7 separate regions of the Homo sapiens genome follow, and regions 2, 3, 4, 5, 6 and 7 are each linked to region 1. Evidence: chromatin contacts called from ENCODE Hi-C or POLR2A ChIA-PET data. All regions are on one chromosome and are shown on one strand. The core of a region is the stretch at or near the end of the contact, and the rest is flanking DNA. Distances in the headings are between cores, read along the strand shown. Region 1 holds the start of OPN3 (opsin 3). Region 2 has its middle 8.2 kb from the start of MIR3916. Region 3 holds the start of FLJ39095 (a long non-coding RNA gene). Region 4 holds the start of PGBD2 (piggyBac transposable element derived 2). Region 5 holds the start of ZNF692-DT (ZNF692 divergent transcript). Region 6 holds the start of LYST (lysosomal trafficking regulator). Region 7 holds the start of LGALS8-AS1 (LGALS8 antisense RNA 1).

Region 1 (2,831 bases), core at 227-2,726:
AAAGTATCAATGGATTTCAGGATTTAAAAAAGGAACTTTAAGCCTTGAGAAATACACATTTCTATTTCAAATCTCCCTACAAATGAAATTCCTGAGGCACACAAAAAAATAATTTCCTTTCTACGCTTCCTTCAATGATTTGCTGAGTTGTTGATCATCCTTCAAAACATCATGTCTCAGTGAAACTTAAATCTTCCATAATAAGAGTACTGTCGAAATACATCTTCAACAATGAAGTTCTACTTTAATGAAATCTACCGATTGCAGAGCTAATTACAGTATTTGTTCACCTGAGATGGTATTGGCTGAGCCATTTGTAATCTCACCCAAGATTCTGGTGTGCTGGAACCCATCTATAAGACGGAAAATAGTAAAAACAGCTTACAGGGCACATGCCAATTTGCATTCTGAGGACCTGAATGAAACTGTCTCATTCCCTAGAAAGCATTCAAAGGTTTACAAGTACTAATGAGAATTTTTTTTTACACATTGTTATTTTGGTTTTCTACTCTCATTTTAGGAAACAAATAGTAGTACATGAATCTAATCTCATCACTCCCTCCAACTTTCACGAGTTAATCACTTTTTTTCTTGAATCTCTTGACTCTACAGGCCCTCGTCTCTTTCCTCAAAGTGTAAAAAGCCGTGGTTTCGTGCCTTGTTGAGTGATCTTAGGAGGTAAAAACAAATAAGAAAGGAGGCGGGCCGGGGTTTGGGGTCAACGTGGGGGGCAGATGAGAGACCACAGGAATGGAGTCCTGGACAGCGTGGGGCGGGAGGGGACGGAGGAAGAGGAAGGCACCCGCCATGCGGCTGGGGTCGGGCAGCGTTGAGGAGGCGAGCGGGGAGCGGGGCGGTGTAGGGCGGGGGGCGCGGGGCCGAGCGGGAAGCGGTGCGGGGCGGGCTGGGGGGCGGACGCACGGAGCGGGCAGCGGGGTGGGGAGTGGAAGTTTGCAGAGGGGAGGCTGCCTTCTCCCAGTCCAACTCACCGAAGAGGCTGCCGCTAAACCCGTCCCACACGCAGCCCACGGTGTCCCACACCCAGCCGTTCCTCAGGCAGGACACGAAGGTAAAGGTGACCCCGAAGAGGGACACCAGCAGGTCGCTGAGGCTGATGTTGACCAGGAGGAGGTGAGTGGGAGTGCGGAGCCGCTGGAACTTGTAGTAGAGGACGAGCACCAGCAGGTTGTTGCCGACGCCCAGCAGCCCAATGGAGCCCAGCAGCAGCGCCAGGCGCTCGTAGGTGCCGGGGCTGAAGAGGGGCGCGGGGCTCAGTGTCCCCGCCGGCGCCGGCCCCTCAGCGCCCGCGGCCCCGCCGCCGTCCCAGTAGCCGTGGCCGCCGCTGCGGTTCCCCGAGTACATGGCCCGGCGCCGGCGCGCCTGGCGGGCGGAGGCGCTCAGCTTGCGGCGGGGCTCGCGGCGCGCTCCGCACTGGGTGGGGTTGGGGCTCCGCCGCCTGCTCTAGCCATTGTGCACTGAGGGGCCCGCGCTACCGCGCGCCGGGCCCGCCCTCTTCCCGCCCCTTCCGCCCGGCGCACCCCCCGTGGCCCCGCCCCTCCCCGCGGCCTGTCCTCGTCGCTCCGCTGCTCCCGGCGCGTCCTCTTAGCCCCGCCCCCCCGCGGGCGCGTCCTCGCGGCTAGCTCGCCCCGCCCCCACTGGCTGGGCACCTTCCGCTGGTCGGCGTGGACGCGCGTCGCGGGATAGCCTGGGGGCCAGGGCCGCAGGGTAGCCTCGATGGCTCTTCACACCCCCACCTCCCTGCACCCACCTTGAAAGCTTCGTGTCCACTCACCCATTCATGCACTCACTTATACATTCATTTATTCCTAAGTATTTATGAGCGCCTGCGCCCACCACGTGCTGGCAAGAATTGGGTTTCTCCCCTTCCTGGGAAGCTGTAATAACCCACAACCAGCCTACGAAGCCCATCCCGCGTCATACACTCAATGTAAACAAAAGCAAAGAAAACATTGAAGAGCTCGGGGTAGTCTTACCGGAAAACTGAGAAGAAAAACAACAAATTGATAGACAGGTGCCTGCCTAACTACCTGACTGCTAGAGGACACATGTCCCAGGGCTGATACAAGAGCCTGCCACCCTTGGAGAGTCTGGGATGAAAACTCTCTGAAAATGGCATTCCAATGGAACTGACTTTAAGCCCTGGGCTGGACCCCAAGGCCTTCCAATACCGTCCTTCCTGTGCTTGAAAGCGTGGGTAGATCTTTCCGGTCACTGAGGCCTGCTAAAGTCCTTCACAGGCAGTGAAAGATTCAACCTAAATCTAGCAGGTATAGGAGGCAGGTGCTATATTTAGAACAGCACACATTTCCCATTGGGCCTCTTCTCCTGTAGTGATGAGAATATAGTACAAGTCAAATATAGGTTGTGAACGTCATCACACTCTGCAAGAGCTGCTTCTGCCTTTGTGGTTGCACAATCCCTAAGGAGGCCCTACAAGAAGATCACAGTCCCCAGCCACACCTGCAGCCTGTCCTGGACACTGGTGACGAACACAGGGTTTGTGCAAGCTAAAGAAACTGCTCTCCATACGGGCGTGCCTCACCTCTGTTTGAAAGATCAGTAGGGAATGACTAGCTTGGATCAATCCACATTCTGAATTCCCTGGAGAGAGGATCTAATAGGCTGGCAGCAGCTCTCCACCCTGGTGCACTGAGCAATAGCTAAGGGGCAGTGTGCTCTGCCTTTGACACCTTGATTTTCCTTCAAGGCTTCTGCTCTGGACTCGCCATCTGTGAGACTTCCTACCCACCCACCCCTTAAAAAACACACACACACTTTTAATTGTTAATTTTAGATTTGTACAACCACTG
Region 2 (2,832 bases), core at 330-2,829, 5.6 Mb after region 1:
CTAGGGAAGAAAAAGGTAAATCAGAATTTTTAACAAGTGAATATTTGACTATATATGTAATGTCTTTTCTGAAATCCACCTCTTAAACATTTTCTTACCTTTGAAACTCTACTGTTAAAATGCAATTGACAGTTAATAAAAAACTAAGGTTGAATTAAGTGAAAAAAATGTTTCAAGGTGTAAAACCCAGGAAGTGGCAATGCTGATTGGAACACAGACAAATCTGACTCAAGTGCCAAGTCAGGCCGTCCTATCACTTGGGACCTTCCTCTGTTTCCATACTGCTCACTGACCACCTTCCCGCCTTGCCCAGGAGCCACCACACTGTGCCCCACTGGGTGCCCCAAGTGGCTTGACTTTGCAGATTCTCGCGCCCCCTCACTGCAGTGGGTCTTCCTTGTCCTTTGGAACAGTTTTTCCCCCTTCACAAGTCTGAGAGAATCCAGATGTCAGAAATCATTTCTGTTTTTTCTTCTCAATATCAGCATCCAACTGGCTGACCAGCAATGTGTCCCCAAGGAACAGACGCTGGAGTTGGGTGAAGACAATCTGCATGTCCTAAGGGGTTAGCTTTGTAAATGAAGGGTAGGACCAGCTTCCTCTCAGCCCCAGGGCATCCATCTGCTCCCTTAAGAGGCTCCACCTCCATCACTGAGGCTGTCCTCTGGGAGGAAAGGAACAACGTGCTAATGTTCACTAAACATGCCTTGAGATGGGTCACCCCCAGACAATTATGAAACCCAGGCACAGAAAAAGACTGGAGGGTGGCTGAGGACACATGACCTTGTAAAATTTCCAAAGCAGAACCTCAAACCAAAGACATTCCGATAAGGTGTCTGTGCCTGGGGAAGATAAAAGAAGAGACACAAAGATTTTTTTTAAAGCAGTGTGTCAGGTGATTCTTCTCTGCTCACATAAAATGTTTACAAACAGAAAACAGATGTCTAAAAAAAGTGCCATCCAATGCTCTGTGAAAAAATGATGAAAACACTGTGTGTGAAATGTACAATAAAGGACACACAGGCTGGGGGGACAGGATGGTGGATGTGAGACCGTGCTTGCCACACATTTGGAAACGCAGTGGAAAACCAGTCCCCCTCTGGAGTGTTTAAAATAATTAACTAGCAATCAATTAGACTGAAGTAGCACTAGGACCATCGGTTCCTAAGGAAAAAAATCTAACTGAAATACATGTCTTGTAAATTACTACCTTAGGAAGAAACGATTTTCAGCCTGAACCAACCACAAACCTCCAATTAACCTCTCATTAAATAACCAGGAAATTTCCACCTGGACAGTCCACATAAGGCGACTCCACAACTGTAACTGTAACCAAGTTCTGAATTTGGTTCGCTTCCTTATGCCCCTTACAAAAGCCTTTGCTCCAAGCACCCACAAACCATGACTGGGCGCTCTGCATTGATGAACAGCTCTTTGCTCAAATAATCTCTTTAACGTTTAAACCTTGATTCCCTTTTCATTTTTACCAGGAGAAAGGAGGGCCTGGGACCCCACAGCCCACAGCTCCTCCCACGCAGTGGCTCCTCCTGGGTCGGGGCTCTCCCCCAGGCCCCTGCCGTCGCCACCGCACAGCTGCCAGCGAGGGGACGCGCCGGGCGGAAGTCGAGCGCAGAAGCGGACCGGACGCCGGGTGAGGCTGGCGGCCCAGCCCACATCCTGAGGCCAGGGGAAGCTGAGGGCCGGGCGGGTCCAGCGGGGTCTCGGGTCTGCAGACTCCGGAGGCAGCTGTGGGGAGGCCTGGGGCCGCCACAGCCAGTTCCAGCCCGTTTCCATCAGCCCCCTGCCCACCTCGGGACCCCGCCCACATACTCACCATTTCCCAGCTTCCCGGGTGTCCAGGCTGCTTAGCTATGGATCTCCTGATACCTGCAGGTCAGAGGGCAAGAGGCTGTGGCGGCCACCTGAGCTTCCCCGAGCAAAGCACGCCGAGCACAGAAGACGACCCAGCTGAGGCTGGCAGGAGAGACGAAGGCCCCGCCAGATCCCGGAAGCCGCGCCCTTCTGTCCGGCTGCACGCCCGATTGGACGGTTCCTACGTCAGCGCCCCTGATTGGATAGGGCTCCAGGCCCCGCCCCCTCAGTCCCTGAGTGACGGAGGATGTGATCGGACGCTGGGCTGAGGGCGACAAAGTGACAGGTTCTTGGCTGCAGCCTTTTCATGCAGGGCTTCCTGCTTGCGCTGGGCCTGGCCCAGCCCAGGGGGCATTTTCATTTAACCTTTTGTATAAGGTTATATCCATTTATAAATAATATATATATGTTATTCACAAATGAAAACAATATAATGGCAATGATTTTAACATTTCAGATTTTATGACCTTTCTGGCCTCTGGTAGTTTGATCAGGCAGCCTGAAATTTCAAAAAGGGAGGCAATCCTTTAAGAAATAAAATGTAAGCCACGTGTGAATTTTAAATTTCCTAGTAGCCACCTTTTAAACATTAAAAGTAACAGGTGAAACTGATTGTAATAATTTATTTAACCCAATATATTCAAAATATTATCATTTCAATGTATGATCAATATCTCAATATTCATCAATATATTAATGAACTATATAATTTTCGGTAGTCAATCTGTGAAACTCACTCTGTATTTCACCTTCCCAGCACGTCTCTGTTCAGCCACATTCCAGGCCCTCAGTACTCACACATGGCCAGTGGCTGTCACACTGCCGTGCAGCTCTGAGGGAGGTGAACGGTCTGAACCCTCATTTCCTTCCAGCAGTGAAAGATCGGTCCTCCTTATCAACGTCTCTCCCCAGGCCAAAGGCTGAAGGGACAGGGCCCTAGAGAGAGCAAGGGCTGCAAAA
Region 3 (2,700 bases), core at 45-2,544, 5.5 Mb after region 1:
CCTAAAGACATTTTGGTAATATGCACACTTAGGAAAGATGAAGAGAGGCACAAAGATTTTTTTACAGTAGAGTGTCAGATGGTTTATTCTCCGCTTTCCTCTCATGTAAAATGTTTGTAAACAGAAAAATATTTTGGCCGAGCGCGGTGGCTCACGCCTGTAATCTCAGCGCTTTAGGAGGCCGAGACGGGCGGATCACTTAAGGTCAGGAGTTCGAGACCAACCTAGCCAACATGGCGAAACCCTGTCTCTACCAAAAATACAAAAATTAGCTGGGCGTGGTGGCGGGCGCCTGTAATCCCAACTACTCGGGAGGCTGAGGCAGGAGAATCGCTTGAACCCGGGAGTCAGAGGTTGCAATGAGTGAGACTGCATCATTGCACTCCAGCCTGGCGACAGGGCGAGATTCCGTCTCCAAAAAAAAAAAAAAAAAAAAAAAAAAAGAATATGGTTTGCTTCCTCATTAACCTTATCAAAGCCTCTCATTTACGCCCCTTCTGTGGACCCCAAACCACAAACCATGACTGCGGTACCTGGTTTATGAATCGCCGTTTGCTCAAACACACGGTTTAACGTTTTAACAAAGCCTCGGCTTAATTTTAGGGGAAGAAAGGTGGGACTGGAAGCCCCATGAACCACAGCTCCTCCCATGCTGGAACCCCGCACACCGAGACACCGAGTCGGGGCTCTCCCGCATCACCCTCCCGTGGTCACCACACTACCTGGATAGGGGAGGCGAGGGGTTCCCGACAGGGCTCCGGCCGGCGGAAGTGGCGCCCGCAGGTACAGACAGGATGCAGGGGTTCCGCTGCCCGCCCCGCCCGGCCCGGCCCTGAACAGAAGAGGACTGAGCCCCGGCTACGCCACGGCGACTCGGTCCGCAGGTTCCGGAGCCGATGGCGTGGAGGCCCGAGTCGCGCCACAGCAGGTTTCAACCAGCCCTCTTCTCCACTTCGGGAAGCCAGGCGCAGTCCACTCACCATTCCTCGGCTTCCCGGGTGTCCTGGCGTCAGCTAGGGATGTCCCAATACTCGCAGGTCACAGGGTGGCAGAGGCTGCTGCAGAGCCACCTGGGCCTCCCAGAGCCAAGAACTAGCAGCGGAGACTAACAGGAAGAGCCGGCTCCGGCGAAGGAGAGACAAAGCAACCGCCAGGCAGATCCCGGAAGCCGCCCTCTCCTTTCCGGCGGCGCGCCTGATTGAACGGTCCCCACCCCAGCGCCCCTGATTGGATGGGGCTTCAGGCCCCGCCCCTCAGGCCCTGAGTGACAGGAGATTGCGATCTCACGTGAGGCTGGATGAGGTCAGAATGACCGCTTTTGGCCTAGCGGTTTGTAGGCGGTGCGTCCTTCCTGCGCTGGGATCCGACCATGCAAGAAGGACATTCACATTTAACCTGTATACAAGTTATAGCTATTTGTGCCTTTTATATATATATATATATATAAAATTGGAAGCAATATAATGACAGTTCTGTAACTGCCCAGGGAGTTCACCTTGCCCGCTACCTAGACAGAGCCGATTTCTCAAGACAGGGGAATAGCAATAGAGAAAGAGTAATTCACGCAGTGTCCTCTGTGCGGGAGACCGGAGTTTTTTTATTTTATTTTATTTTTTTGAAACAGAATCTTGCTCTGTCTCCCAGGCTGGAGTGCAGGCTTGGAGTTTTATGATTATTCAAATCAGTCTCCCTGAGCATTTGGGGTAAGAGTATTTAGAACGTTTATTTTGCCAAGGTTGGGGATGCATATGCATGACACAGCCTCAGGATGTCCTTGATGACATGTGCCCAAGGTGGTCAGAGCACAGCTTGGTTTTGTTGGAGAGAAATGCTCGGTGCCGCAAAGTGAAACCAGCACTCAAGCGAAAGTTTTCTCAGCAACGCAATTTACTTCTGCAGAAGCGTGCTGCTCGCATCAATCACGATCGCAAGAGCACACTGAACAGAGGAAAGCAGGGGTTTTTATTCCTAACGCAGTCCCTACCTCTGGCATGGGCTGGGGTCAGACCGCACGATCTAAACTGACCCGGTTGGCTATTTGTGAATATTTTCCCAAATAAGGAAGGGGGAAGGGGGATGTGAGTTACAATGGTGGGACTTGCGGTTTCCAAGGGAGAAATGGGTGCAGAGCAGGTAACCAAGGGAACAGATGTGAGTTATTGATTAGAACTGACGGAAGGTTGTTTACAGTAACTAAGGGCAAGGAGGCATGGAGAACAAGAAAGTTGAGTTCGAAAACAAAAAAACAAGAAAGTTAACATGCCAAACCTTGGAAGAGAAACTGACTGTATCTGACAGCTTTATACATTTTAGGGAAACAGGAGACATCAATCAACATATGTAAGATGAACACTGGTTTGATCCGGGACAACCTGAAGCAAAAGCGGGTCAACTCGAAGCCAGGAGGGGGCTTCCAGGTCACAGGTAGGTGAGAGACAAACGGTTGCATTCTTTTGAGTTTCTGATTAGCCTTTCCAAAGGAGGCAATAAGATATGCATTCATCTCAGTGAGCAGGGGATGACTCTGAATAGAATGGGAGGCAGGTTTGCCCTAAGCAGTTCCCAGATTGACTTTCCCCTTTAGCTTAGTGATCTGGGGGGCTCAAAACATTTTCCTTTCCAATTTCCCCCTTTTCTTTTAAAAATATTTTGGAGAAAGCATTTTAGAAGAAAATCAGTCTCTGGTCCCAGGTTTTGTCC
Region 4 (2,883 bases), core at 94-2,593, 7.3 Mb after region 1:
TCTCCCACTGAAATGACAAGAGGGTTTTTCTCTTGTGCCTTTTCTTTTTCACTGTTCTAACATCACTGCTCAGAGGAGTGATTGTCACAGAGAAGACACTCATTTAACACTTGAATGAATGAATGAGACACAGGATCTGGGGAACAAAGCAAGTTAGAAACACCACCCTACCTTACCTAGAGTAGCACTCCCATTTTCCCATGGCTTATTGCCTGTTTTCTCAATTTGCTCATATGTGGAATGAATGACAAACTAATACGTGCCCTTCACTTCAGAATCTCACAAATGAGCATGATTTTTTTCTTCTGATCCAGGGGTTTTGGAACACACTTTACAGTGACCAAAAAACCTTTGTGAAGTGTCAGTGTGGAGAAGCAAATACAAACTCTTCACTAAGTGGCCCTCTTTTTGAATGTTAACACGGTTTGGTCCCAGGGATTTCTGTGTTCAAAGCCTTTCAGGGCAAGGCAGTTTTCTGCGGAGTACACTGTCCTATATACCTAATGGGCTACTGGGTTTCAGCTGGACAAAGTCCTTATAGAGCCGTGATTCTCAAGAAGTAGGGGGAGATACTTTTATTTGTCATAACTAGAGTGGAGAGAGTGTGGTGTGCTACTGGCATTTAGTTGCTAGGGATGCTCAATATCCTACAATTAAGGTTCTATTTTTACCAAGTAAAAATATAGGTAGGCAAGGTAGCCAGATGAAATACAGGGACTTCCAGTTAAATGTGAATCTTAGATGAACAACACTGTTACCTGAAACTCAAATTTAACTGTATTTTATCCGTGACCCTGCCTCCTATAATGCACAGGACAGCCTCCTTCCCTCTCAACAAAGAATTATCCAGGCCCAAAATGTCAAGAGTGGAGGTTGAGAAACCCTGCCATACAGCAGTGGTTCTCAAGCCCTAGTTTGTACCACAATTACCTTCAGGGTTGGTAAGGCCGATTATTGGGCACACCCTCAGAGTTTCTTACTCAGAAGGCCTGTAGTGGGGTCCCAAGATTTGCATTTCCATCGATTTCCCAGGTGAAGCTGCTGTTAGATTGGGGGCACATTTGAGAACCACTACCCTAGAAAGTCCCCATGCTCTCCTGATTAGGAAGGAGCGAGGAAGGTTTCCAAAGTAGGACAGGGGTGGGAGGGTAAGGGAGAGTGGCGGGAAGAGCTGGCCCGCTGGGGTGGGTTATTTCGGCCGTTCTGGCCTCGCAGGCGTTTTCGGGATCCCTCTAGGCGCCGCGGAGGTCCTGGAGTCTCGATGGTCGCTCGGGCCGGGGCGTGGCCTGGCCCGGGGGCGTGGCATGGAAGGCCGGCCGAGGTGCAGCGAGCCCTCTGGTGCCGGACGTTGCGCGGCCGCGACGCCCGACGCCAACGCAGGCGCAGCGCTCCGATTCGGCGCGGCTCATGGTCCGGTTCGGGCTCGCGAGTCTCCGTCTGGGGTAGGGCAGGTAGGCCTCAGTGTGCTCGCGCTGCAGGCAGGGCTTCGCTTGAGTACAGGAGTGGTTGGCGTTGATGTTGCGTTTTCTCAACGGCGGCATCCGAGGAGTTCGTCCTCACCACTGCGCGCCGACGGTGGGCTGGCGGGACCAGGACAGGAACAATGGGATTCCGAGGGCCGCAAGGGGGCGCTCCTTCTGCGGGTTGGGGTGCGAGGCCGGAGGCCGGGCCGGCTGAGCGGGAGGCGGAGCGGGGTGGGTGGGGACCAGGGCGGGGTCGGGCTAAAGAGGGATGGATTCAGGGCGGGGTGGGAGGGACCAGGGCAGGCTCGGGCGGGGTGGGCGGGACGAAGGAGGCGGGCGGCCTGAGGCTGGCGGCGGGACTGCGAATGCCACGTCACATCCTGGGGCGGGGTGGCTCTGTGCCGGGGCGCGCTGGGGGCGGGTCGTTTTTAACTGCGTCTGCCTGGGAAGCTGCTGAGGTTTCTGAGGGTCTTTGTTTGCCCTTCTTTCTCTTTTGCTAGTGAGGTGAAGAGAAGGGAGGGTTCTTCCGTATCCCACAAAAGCCATTCTGAGCTGTTGGGTGAAGGGGTGGCCTGCCCTTCCACACCTGTGGGATATCTTGTCAGGTGGGAGGAGAGACTGAGAAAAGAAATAAGACACAGAGACAAAGTATAGAGAAACCACAGTGGGCCCAGGGGACCGGCACTCAGCATACCAAGGACTTGCACCAGCACCGGTCTCTGAGTTCCCTCAGTTTTTATTGATTATTGTTTTCATTATCTCAGCAAGAGGAATGCGGTAGGAGAGCAGGGTGATAAGGAGGTCAGCAAAGAAACATGTGAGCAAAAGAATTTATGTCATAAGTTCAAGTGGAGGTACTATGCCTGGATGTGCACGTAGGCCACATTTATGTTTCTCTCTGCCCAAACATTTCAGTGGAATAAAGAATAACAGGGCAGCATTGCTGCCAACATGTCTTGCCTCCTGCCATAGGGCAGTTTTTCTCCTATCTCAGAATTGAACAAATGTACAATCAGGTTTTGTACGGAGACATTCAGTTCCCAGGGGCAGGCAGGACACAGTGGCCTTCATCTATCTCAACTGCAAGAGGCTTTCCTCTTTTACTAATCCACCTCAGCACAGACGGGTGTCGGGCTGGGGGACGGTAAGGTCTTTCTCTTCCCACGAGGCTGTATTTCAGACTATCACATGGGGAGAAACCTTGGACAATACCCGGCTTTCCAGGGCAGAGGTCCCTGTGGCTTTTCATGGTGCATTGCGCCCCTTGTTTATTGAGACTAGAGAATGGTGATGACTTTTACCAAGCATACTGCTTGTAAACATTTTGTTAACAAGACATGTCCTGCACAGCCCTAGACCCCTTAAACCTTGATTCCATACAACACATGTTTTTGTGAGGTCAAGGTTGGAGCAAAGAGGT
Region 5 (2,700 bases), core at 1-2,500, 7.2 Mb after region 1:
CTGGGCACTCACACATGTAAGGGGCCAGCCCTAAGGGCCGCTATTCGCTGAGACCATGAGGAGGGGAGCAGGACCCTCGGAGGCCACAAGTCACACAGGCCGTCCTGGTAAAGTGAGAAACCTGAGGGTGGAAAAGAGCAGCAGGACAGGCCCTGGAGAGGAGGCTAGGGGCTGCTGCCTGGGTACCCTCCCCCAAGCCCTTCTCCCGGCCCCTAACCGGTCCAACAGGAACTTGGCGAGCTGCGAGTGCAGGGAGAAGCCCAGCCGCTCCTTGAGGAGGCACCACTGCTCCATGTGGCCGCCCAGGCGGATGCGGCACTTGCTGCGGCGCGCGTCCAGCTGCCGCCGCTTCTCCCGCCGCCTGCAGGACACGTCCACCGCCGGGGAGGAAGCCATGTGCACCAGAGGCTGGAGGGTGGAAGGGACGTCTTCAGCGCCCTGCCGATCTCGGGGGTCGGGGACCCGGCTCCACCTGCCGTTAGGGCCTCAGTTTCCTCATCAGTGAACTGGGGCAAGACTAAACTATTTCAATAGCAGTGGCAGGTGTGGAGCCAAACCCCGTCCTTCTATGATACAGGGTGTTGAAGCTCAGCGCTACCATGTGAGTGTCGTCGGGTGGGAGGCAGGCAGACAGAAGCAGTCAGAACAAAGGCCTGCGCCCTCCAGTCCACTGAAGTGGAGCTGTGGGGAAGGGGCGAGAGACTTTCACGGGAAATTTCAACTGGGCTGGGGGCGGTCCACACATTTCATCTTGAATAGGGCAGCGGCCTTTACTGGTTTCTAGGGGAAGGAAAGGTCGTGTCCTGGCGTGCAGCTGGGGGCGCTCTTCATAGTTGGGTCGAGTGGCGGTGAGGCCGTGGTCAGAGGTCTGGAGGGCGCCCCCCATCCACCCCGTCTTGGGCACCCCCACTTAATGCTGACAGTGAGTGGAGCGGACTAATCCCAATGGCAGTTCCCAGGCTGCCCAGAGCCCCCGTCGCGACCCACCCCCACCCCGGCCTTACCTGTGCGCCCCCACGCGCCCTCACCCCCACTGCGCCTGCGCCTGCGCCTCCCGGGCCTAGCGAGCAGGCCCGGAGCTGCTGGAAGACAGGGGCCCACCTCGCGCGCGCAGCGTTTCTCTTTTAAGAAGAAACGGTGCCTCTCGGCGTCGGCTGCTGTAGCCCGGAACTGAGGCCCGCGCCCCAGAGGGAGGGGCGAGTCGGAGGCCGACGCCGTGCGCCTGCGCACTGGGTGCCCCGCGCAACGCCCGCCGGGAATCGTGGTTGCCCGACTCAAGTCGCCCGCGCGTGTCGCGGAGCCCCGCGGCAGTTGTGGTTGGGTGGCTTCTGTGGTGAGCGTCTGCGCTTGGTGACCAAAGGTTTGAGGGAAAGTGGAAGAGACAGGGTCAGGCCTCCTGTGCTCCAACCCCAGCCCACCCGGCCTGTATGGGGACGTTGCCTCTTCACTTGTTCCCGTTTTGTATTCACCTTCGATTTCCCCCTCACAGTTGCCACCCGCAAACATGATGCAGAATCAGTCACTTTGAAAGACCCACAGAGGGTCCAGCTAGAGCCCTCTGTGGACCGCAGAGTCCCACCAGCTACAGCCCACTTCTATTACCATCAGAATTCCTCCTAAAAGTTGCCTGCATTCTCTGTGTACGCTCACTTCCCATCCTCTTCTCTTCAAATGGCTCTGATGGAGCTTTCCTCCCCACCCAGCCACTGCAGTGGCGCTTCACAAGGTCACTTGAGACGGTCATATTGCTACATAGCAGCTGTCAGTTCCGTCCGCCTCTCTGCCCTAGAAAGAGCGCGACTATGTAGCTCTCGTCCTCCTCATCTTTATGGCTCCCTCTACATTTTGGGCCCCAGTTTTACTTCTGTGACTTCATATGCTCCAGGTTTTCCACCCTCCTCACTGGCTCCTTCTATCCTTTTTTTGGATCCATTCCCTCTGTTCTGCCAAAAGATGAAGTGTGCCCTGGCTCAGGCCTTGAACCAGATCTTCTCTCGTCTGCATATGTTCTCCTGGGTGATCTAATTAGTTCCATGGCTTTAAATACACTGATGGCTCCTAGCCTAGCCCTCTTTCAACTCCAGTCATATATCTTACTGCCCGCTTGACTTACATGTGTTAACTGAGCTAACACGTGTAAAGAATGTAGGACAGTGCCTGGCATGTAGAGAGCGCTGACACATGATAGCTGATATTTTCTCCAACATAAATATGGCAAACATATAACAATAACGCCTGTACCCTCCCCCATGCCAGTAAACTATGTCATCATCCACCCACTTGTTCAGAAAAAAGGGAATCAGCCTTGATTCTTTGCCTTTTATGATACCTAAACCATATACATCAGCAAATCTTGTTGGTCCTGTCTCCAAAAATTTATCTTAAATCCAATCACTTCTGACCCTCTCAACTGCTAAAACCCTACTCCAAGCCACTGGTATTAATTTTCTGTAATTGTTGTAACAAATTGTGTTGTGTGTTGTTTTCAGCCACAAACTTGCTCCCTTTACTCAAATTTATTTTCTCACAGTTCTGGAGGCCAAGGCATCAGCAGGGCCACAGGCCATTGTAAGGGCTCTAGGGGAGAATCCTTTCCTTGCTTCTTCTAGCTTCTAATGGTGGCCAGCATTCTCTGACTTGTGGCCACGTCACTCCAATCTCTGTCTCTGAGGTCACATTGCCTCCTTCTGTGTCAAATCT
Region 6 (2,781 bases), core at 262-2,761, 5.8 Mb before region 1:
TTATTATCTGAGGTCCCCACTAGAATATAAGCTCCATGAAGGAGCAGATATTTATGTTTTCTTAGAAAAGTATCTGACACGCAGTAGGTGCTCAATAAATATTTACTAAATACATATATATAATTATATAGTTTGTGAAGTATTTTTATGCAAATTACAGCAATTCATTTTTCCTTATGCCCTCTCTTCTTCAAATTCTCCAATCTTTGTAGTAACAATATGGATGACAGCAAAGAGCTATCAGAAAAAGAGTTGTTGGCCACTTAACAAAGCTCTTTAAAACAGATACCCCATATTAATCAACTACATCTATAAATTGAAAGCTTAAAGTCAACATCTTTATTAGCATAGATGAATCTAGGCGTGGAATTTTAAAATAATAGCGCAGAAGAGCCAAGAATCATCAGGAAGAAAAGTCTAATTCAGTTTGTCCTATCAATCTGTTAAACAAACAATAGGAAAATGCAACCTGCATTTGATCTTCAAGGAAACACTGGCCCAAATTCAACACGAACGCATTCAACACAAGATTCGACTCCCTTAAAATTTTCTATCTGCTTAAAACAAACCCCATTAACTATCAAGTGCCGTCGCTGGGTGTGTATGGTCTGCCGAGCGGATCGGGGATGTTTTGCTATGTTTTGTTTAACCAGATAAGAATTAGCGTTAAGGAAACGTTTCTTAAAGCCTCTGTATCCCCTGGACCATTAAACAACCCCTTCGTTGGGCTTTACACTGTGGTACCGGGGTCTTCTCGGGTAATTTCCCAGCTTATTTAACTCATCAGAAGCGAAGGGGCATCTCAGTCAGGCTCCAGTGATACCGGAGACAGACGGCAGATGTCTCAGGGGATCCCCTGGAAAGAGAGGCTCTCGCCCAGTCAAAGGGTGTCACGGACAGGAGGAAAGAGCGGACCGAGGCGCACGGTGTAGGTGACAGGTGGGCGAGCGCCGCAGGGCAACAGCGCGGGGAGTGACCGGCTGGGTGGTGGCGCGGAAACCGTCAACTCCCATCGTCAACCTGACAGCTTGGGCCCAGCTGGGCTGAGTAGTGCAGCGGCACAGGATCAAAAAATAAAATAAAGGTAGCAACACACCGCCGTCAGCCTGCTCGACCTCGCCCCCCGCGCGCTGCGAAATAAAGTTAGTGCCCAGTGGCCGCTGCAATGGCCCAGAGGGGCCCAGCCGAGCTCCCGCCCGCGGCCCGGCGGCTGTCAAAGGCGGCCCGGCGCCGCGAGAAGTCCCAGAGCCCAGAAGCCAGAGAGGACGCCCCGAGCTGGCGCGTCAGGCCGAGTGCCCTCGCGCCCTCGCGCCCTCAGCCCGGCGGTCCCGGCCCTCAACCCAGGCTGACAGCCACCAGCCCCAAACCGCCTCCCCTCCAGGCCACGCAGAGGGGCCGGGACCCGGAACCTTCTGCCGGCAGCGTCGGCGCCCGGCGGCCGCCTTTACCTGGTTTGTGGCAGCTGCGGCCGCCGCGCACTCCCCCTCTCCCGGAGAACCCCGAGCCGACGCCGCTGCCGCCGCCGCCGCGCACTCCCCACCCCCGCCCGCCCAGGTAACCCAGGAAACCGAGAACACCACCCCCTCCCTCCCCTCGTCCGGACCCAGACCCGCTCGTCTGCGCGTGCGCCCTTGGCTCCGCCTCGCGCGTGTAAGCCCCGCCTCCTCTGGGAGGGCAGCGCCGGCGTCGCAGGCGTGACGCGTGGAACTGCCGAGCCAATAGGGAAGGCAGGGGGGCGGGCCGACCCGCGGGGCTGCAGCCGGGGCCCGGTCTGGGTTTCTCAGCGGTCGGGGGTCGTACCCTGGGTCCGCACCTCCTCCCAGGGCTCTGCGTAGTGGGCTGCGTCAGACCCTGGGGAGTGCGAGCACCGTTTGAGAAGCACCAAACACAAGCGCATCGTCCGCCTCTTCCATTCAACACAGACTGTCAACCTGTCCCATTGTGTAGGTCTAGAGGATGAAGATAGAAGAAATAACGGGAAGGAGTCAGGAGAGGGAGAAAGGGTTACCCACAAGGCACCCCTAGCCTTCCTCTGGGACCTGGAAAAAGCCATATTGTAATGGTTACCGTCGGCTTCTTTCAAGAAACAAAAAGAGCTTTGCAAAGCCACTGCAGAAGTAATTCAGTGCAGTGGTGTATTTTCCAACCGACTCCTGTTCAAACACGGTTTGTATACAGTGCGCACTGTCAGTGTCATATGCCCTAATAGACCAGTCCCTCCAGAGGGTGGGAGCTGTAGGTAAAATCCAGGATGTTTTGGCTGCATCCCCGGCTCTGGGCCCAGCACGCTGCTGGCAGACTGCTGCGGTAGGCAGTTTGGCATTTCAAGGGCCACCCTCCTCACCTCCTAGTCACTGAGACAGCAACGCCAGAGGTACTGGGAAAAAGCCTGAACTGTAATCGTTCGGTAGTTTTCAAGTTCTGCCAAACAATACAAACTATTAATAAGCAGATAATCTACAAATTGACAGGAATTGCTGTAGAATCAACAACTCCCATAATTTTTTGCACAGGAATTATGAAATAGAAATAATTCAGGATATTATGTCCCAAGCCTATATACCAAATGTTACTCCCAATTCCTCAAACTCCCATCTAACCCAATGACAAGCAAAGTGCGTTAAGTTGCCCACTGATGTGGTTTAGAGGGTGCTCTTGGGGAAAATTCCCCACTTTAAAATATGTCTTCTCTGACGTCTGATGTTTAACCATTAGCAGTTCATATCTTTAGGCGAAGATTGCCCACTTCCTCTGGCAGGTAGTCTTTTATTTTTATTTTTT
Region 7 (2,700 bases), core at 176-2,675, 5.1 Mb before region 1:
CATGACTTTGTTTAACTTTATTTGTATTTCTGGCTGGTGTGTTTACAGCCAATAGGTCAAACTATCAGTCAGTGTAGGGCCCTGAGAAGTCGGGTATTTAAGAGCATCTAATAGGCACAGAATTGTGCTCCATACTGCTTAAACTGTTCCCTAAGTGTCCAATTTGGAGAAAACACCCACACGCAGGATAACTGGCGAGTGACGCGGAGTGGCTGCGAGTCCAAGTTATCACTAACGGATGGGGAGCTTGGGCTGGGCACAGTCCAGCGTACTGAACCCTTCCCCCACCGTTTCACCTGCATACAGAGGTGTGTACTGTCAAAAAGCAGCGCCTCCAAGTCTCTTCTGGCACTGTCTGGACTTGGATCCGAGGCAGACGAGGAAGCTGAGAAAACCCTGGCGTTGACCCCGTGGACCTGGGCGCCCCGGGAAGGCCAGCGCTTGGTCCAGGCAGGCGGGGCCTGTGCGGTGACCACCCTGGTCCTGAAAAGTCCCAGCCCCGAGCGCCCTCCCTCCTAGACCTGGAGGCCTGGAACAGCCAGGTGGACGTCGGCCCACCTTTCTTTTCTTTCCTTCCCATTTTCCTACCACCTCCCACCCCACTCCGCCTTCCGGGCAAAGGCAGCCAGATCCACCCAGGACACATTCTTTGTCCTTATCCCTCTGTGCTCGTCCCACAGCAAGCCAGTCGCGGTCCAAGGCTCCAGAGGCTGTGCAGGAGGCCGAGCTGGGTGGCGATCAGCGGCGGGTCCCTGTCCAAAACCCAGCAGAGCCGCCAGGGACGCCCCAGACACAGAAGGCGGGGCGCGGGGAGGGTGGGGAGACCACAGCAGTGAGGCGCGCGAGCCGGGAAGTGAACGAGGACTGACTCCTGTCGCTTCCCGTAGCCGCCCACGGACGCCAGAGCCGGGAACCCTGACGGCACTTAGCTGCTGACAAACAACCTGCTCCGTGGAGCGCCTGAAACACCAGTCTTTGGGTGAGTCGCGCGACCCCCGGCCTCGGGTGGCGGGGCAGTCGCTAGAGGCGTGGCTGCTCTGAGGGTCTCGCCAGTGGAGGATGGCATTCGGATGTCACGGCTCCTAAATCACCATTTGATGGGTGGGACAGTGTCCAGTCCACCCCGACCCGCCGGTCCTCACCGCGGCAGAGCCGGGGCTGGGTGGCGGGGACGCTGCCTCTGCAGGCGAGGCGCTCCGGGGCATAAGGGATTATCAGGAGTCGCGGCCTTTCTTGGACATCCCTGGCTGGGGTCAGGCTGTTTGCCCTGGGGTGTCTCCTCGCTGCAAACCCACCCCACCTGGGCTGCTTTCTCACCTGTTCCCTCCTAGCCTGAGGCCGAGCGCCACCTCCAAGTGGAGGAATCTGGGGAAGTTTCCTTCCCGGAATTTGTAGTGACAGTGGAGTGACCTCCATTGCGTTCCCTGCCTCTAACACGCTCTTTAGGATGCCGAGTCATTTGACTGCAGTGTTAAACATTGCAAAGCGCAAGTCATGTGACTTCCTTTGACCGTACGTGAAACTTAAGTGATGGCTGCTTGTGATGCATACGAAGTGTTCATGCTGGCGGGACCTGTCCCTGGGGATACTTCGGGGGTTGCGTGATTTAATGCAAGCAGATGGCTTAAATTGGGTCACTGGCTTGTTATTATACATGTGTATGGCAACTCGGCATCCATTCTTTTTGCTCTTGTTCTTACTTCCTGAATTGAGTCACGGAGCCAGAGTTTTGAGGTTTTGACTAACGAATTAAGTTAATGACATGGGGCTATATTTAGGTGGTAAACCAAGAGGGATACAGTTTTTTTTCTTAATAAAGAAAAAGTGATAGATTTGATCGGTGTGTATTGTTGGTGTGCAGTATAATGACAGAATTGCTGGAAGTAAAATACAGGAAGCTCTGGTTTCATTTCCCCTTTAGTTCTGCTTAAAGTCGAGTTTTTCCTGGAGCTATTAAATGTAGTGTAGTGTCCATGAGTGCTTTTATCTTAAAAAATGTGGCTGATGCTTTCCAACACTCCCCTGCCCTGTGATTATTATTTTTTTAAGCAACAGAGAAAACCGTATCTTAATAGTATTAAAAGTATTGGATTTTTCCCTACTTTGATTTGTTTAAATTGGAGGAGGAAGAGCAATTCTTTCTATTCACAATAATAATAGCTAACATAGCGCTTACTCTTTCGCTGTTTTATTAACTCAATCCTCAGAACAAACCAATGATGTGAATACTGTAATTCTCATTTTATGGAAATGAAAATCTAAATGAATACCTCTGGTAATTGTACGGGACTGTTTGATTAGTATTTACCATTAATTAATTAAATTTTTTTTTTTTTTTGAGATGGAGTCTCGTTCTGTTGCCCAGGCTGGAGTGCAGTGGCACAATCTCGGCTCACTTCAACCTCCGTCTCCCAGGTTCAAGCAATTCTCCTGTCTCAGCCTCCTGAGTAGCTGGGACTACAGGTGCATGCCACTACGTCTGGCTAATTTTTGTATTTTTAGTAGGGATGGGATTTCACCATATTGGTCAGGCTGGTCTCTAACTCCTGAACCTCAGGTGATCCACCCGCCTTGGCCTCCCAAAGTGCTGGGATTACAGGTGTGAGCCACCATGCCTGGCCTATTTTAGTATTTTTAATAATAAATTCCATGTTAGAAATTTTCTACTGATGTATTTTTTAAGTCAATATTTCCTACACT

The links. A loop is a pair of places that touch in the nucleus more often than their neighbours do. ChIA-PET counts read pairs that join two places held with the same protein, here RNA polymerase II (POLR2A). Pooled maps may share reads with other maps.
Region 2: a map with no recorded cell type shows a loop between it and region 1 (14-fold over the local background). The contact joins the enhancer-like site here to the promoter of OPN3 in region 1. A Hi-C loop is called at or near these places in 2 of 37 single-sample maps with no recorded cell type and 10 of 50 pooled maps.
Region 3: a map of gastrocnemius medialis shows a loop between it and region 1 (8-fold over the local background). The contact joins the promoter of FLJ39095 here to the promoter of OPN3 in region 1. A Hi-C loop is called at or near these places in 1 of 168 maps with a recorded cell type or tissue (gastrocnemius medialis) and 7 of 50 pooled maps. POLR2A ChIA-PET finds 5 or more read pairs at or near these places in 1 of 52 experiments (OCI-LY7).
Region 4: a pooled map shows a loop between it and region 1 (8-fold over the local background). The contact joins the promoter of PGBD2 here to the promoter of OPN3 in region 1. A Hi-C loop is called at or near these places in 2 of 50 pooled maps.
Region 5: a loop to region 1 is called in a pooled map, with 7 times the contacts of the local background. The contact joins the promoter of ZNF692-DT here to the promoter of OPN3 in region 1. A Hi-C loop is called at or near these places in 2 of 50 pooled maps.
Region 6: a loop to region 1 is called in a pooled map, with 9 times the contacts of the local background. The contact joins the promoter of LYST here to the promoter of OPN3 in region 1. A Hi-C loop is called at or near these places in 2 of 50 pooled maps. POLR2A ChIA-PET finds 5 or more read pairs at or near these places in 2 of 52 experiments (IMR-90 and WTC11).
Region 7: a loop to region 1 is called in a pooled map, with 5 times the contacts of the local background. The contact joins the promoter of LGALS8-AS1 here to the promoter of OPN3 in region 1. A Hi-C loop is called at or near these places in 5 of 50 pooled maps. POLR2A ChIA-PET finds 5 or more read pairs at or near these places in 2 of 52 experiments (K562 and T-cell).

The regions. Positions count from the first base shown.
Region 1 is chr1:241,638,893-241,641,723 of GRCh38, forward strand. OPN3 (opsin 3) reads right to left here and starts at 1,477. Exons shown (of 4, transcript NM_014322.3): 1 at 990-1,477. The coding sequence starts at 1,362. CHML (CHM like Rab escort protein) reads right to left here and starts at 1,477. Exons shown (of 2, transcript NM_001381853.1): 1 at 990-1,477. RefSeq lists enhancers at 604-1,174, 1,175-1,744 and silencers at 847-896, 1,227-1,806.
Region 2 is chr1:247,208,857-247,211,688 of GRCh38, forward strand. No RefSeq gene overlaps it. Among named protein-coding and RNA genes, the nearest start is that of MIR3916, 8.2 kb to the left of the region's middle. RefSeq lists silencers at 1,593-1,802, 1,943-2,202 and an enhancer at 1,609-2,108. Within about 2 kb of position 1,580, at least 35 of the 41 ENCODE cell types and tissues checked have a DNase peak (open chromatin) inside an H3K27ac peak, as active enhancers do.
Region 3 is chr1:247,103,217-247,105,916 of GRCh38, forward strand. FLJ39095 (a long non-coding RNA gene) reads left to right here and starts at 1,295. Exons shown (of 3, transcript NR_147502.1): 1 at 1,295-2,424. ZNF669 (zinc finger protein 669) reads right to left here and starts at 1,140. Exons shown (of 4, transcript NM_001142572.2): 1 at 981-1,140. The coding sequence starts at 983. RefSeq lists an enhancer at 1,091-1,385.
Region 4 is chr1:248,904,892-248,907,774 of GRCh38, forward strand. PGBD2 (piggyBac transposable element derived 2) reads left to right here and starts at 1,344. Exons shown (of 3, transcript NM_170725.3): 1 at 1,344-1,451. RefSeq lists enhancers at 974-1,895, 1,420-1,609 and silencers at 1,230-1,289, 1,700-1,789.
Region 5 is chr1:248,857,914-248,860,613 of GRCh38, forward strand. It overlaps ZNF692-DT (ZNF692 divergent transcript), which reads left to right and starts at 1,251. Exons shown (of 3, transcript NR_186117.1): 1 at 1,251-1,333. ZNF692 (zinc finger protein 692) reads right to left here and starts at 1,172. Exons shown (of 12, transcript NM_017865.4): 1 at 1,005-1,172; 2 at 218-408. The coding sequence starts at 396. RefSeq lists enhancers at 1-56, 657-706, 1,507-1,656 and a silencer at 867-1,366.
Region 6 is chr1:235,865,395-235,868,175 of GRCh38, forward strand. It overlaps LYST (lysosomal trafficking regulator), which reads right to left and starts at 1,512. Exons shown (of 53, transcript NM_000081.4): 1 at 1,449-1,512. RefSeq lists enhancers at 570-619, 990-1,089 and silencers at 1,210-1,629, 1,680-1,979.
Region 7 is chr1:236,523,083-236,525,782 of GRCh38, forward strand. It overlaps LGALS8-AS1 (LGALS8 antisense RNA 1), which reads right to left and starts at 1,426. Exons shown (of 1, transcript NR_034040.1): 1 at 1-1,426. LGALS8 (galectin 8) reads left to right here and starts at 900. Exons shown (of 10, transcript NM_201544.4): 1 at 900-979. RefSeq lists a silencer at 1,193-1,242.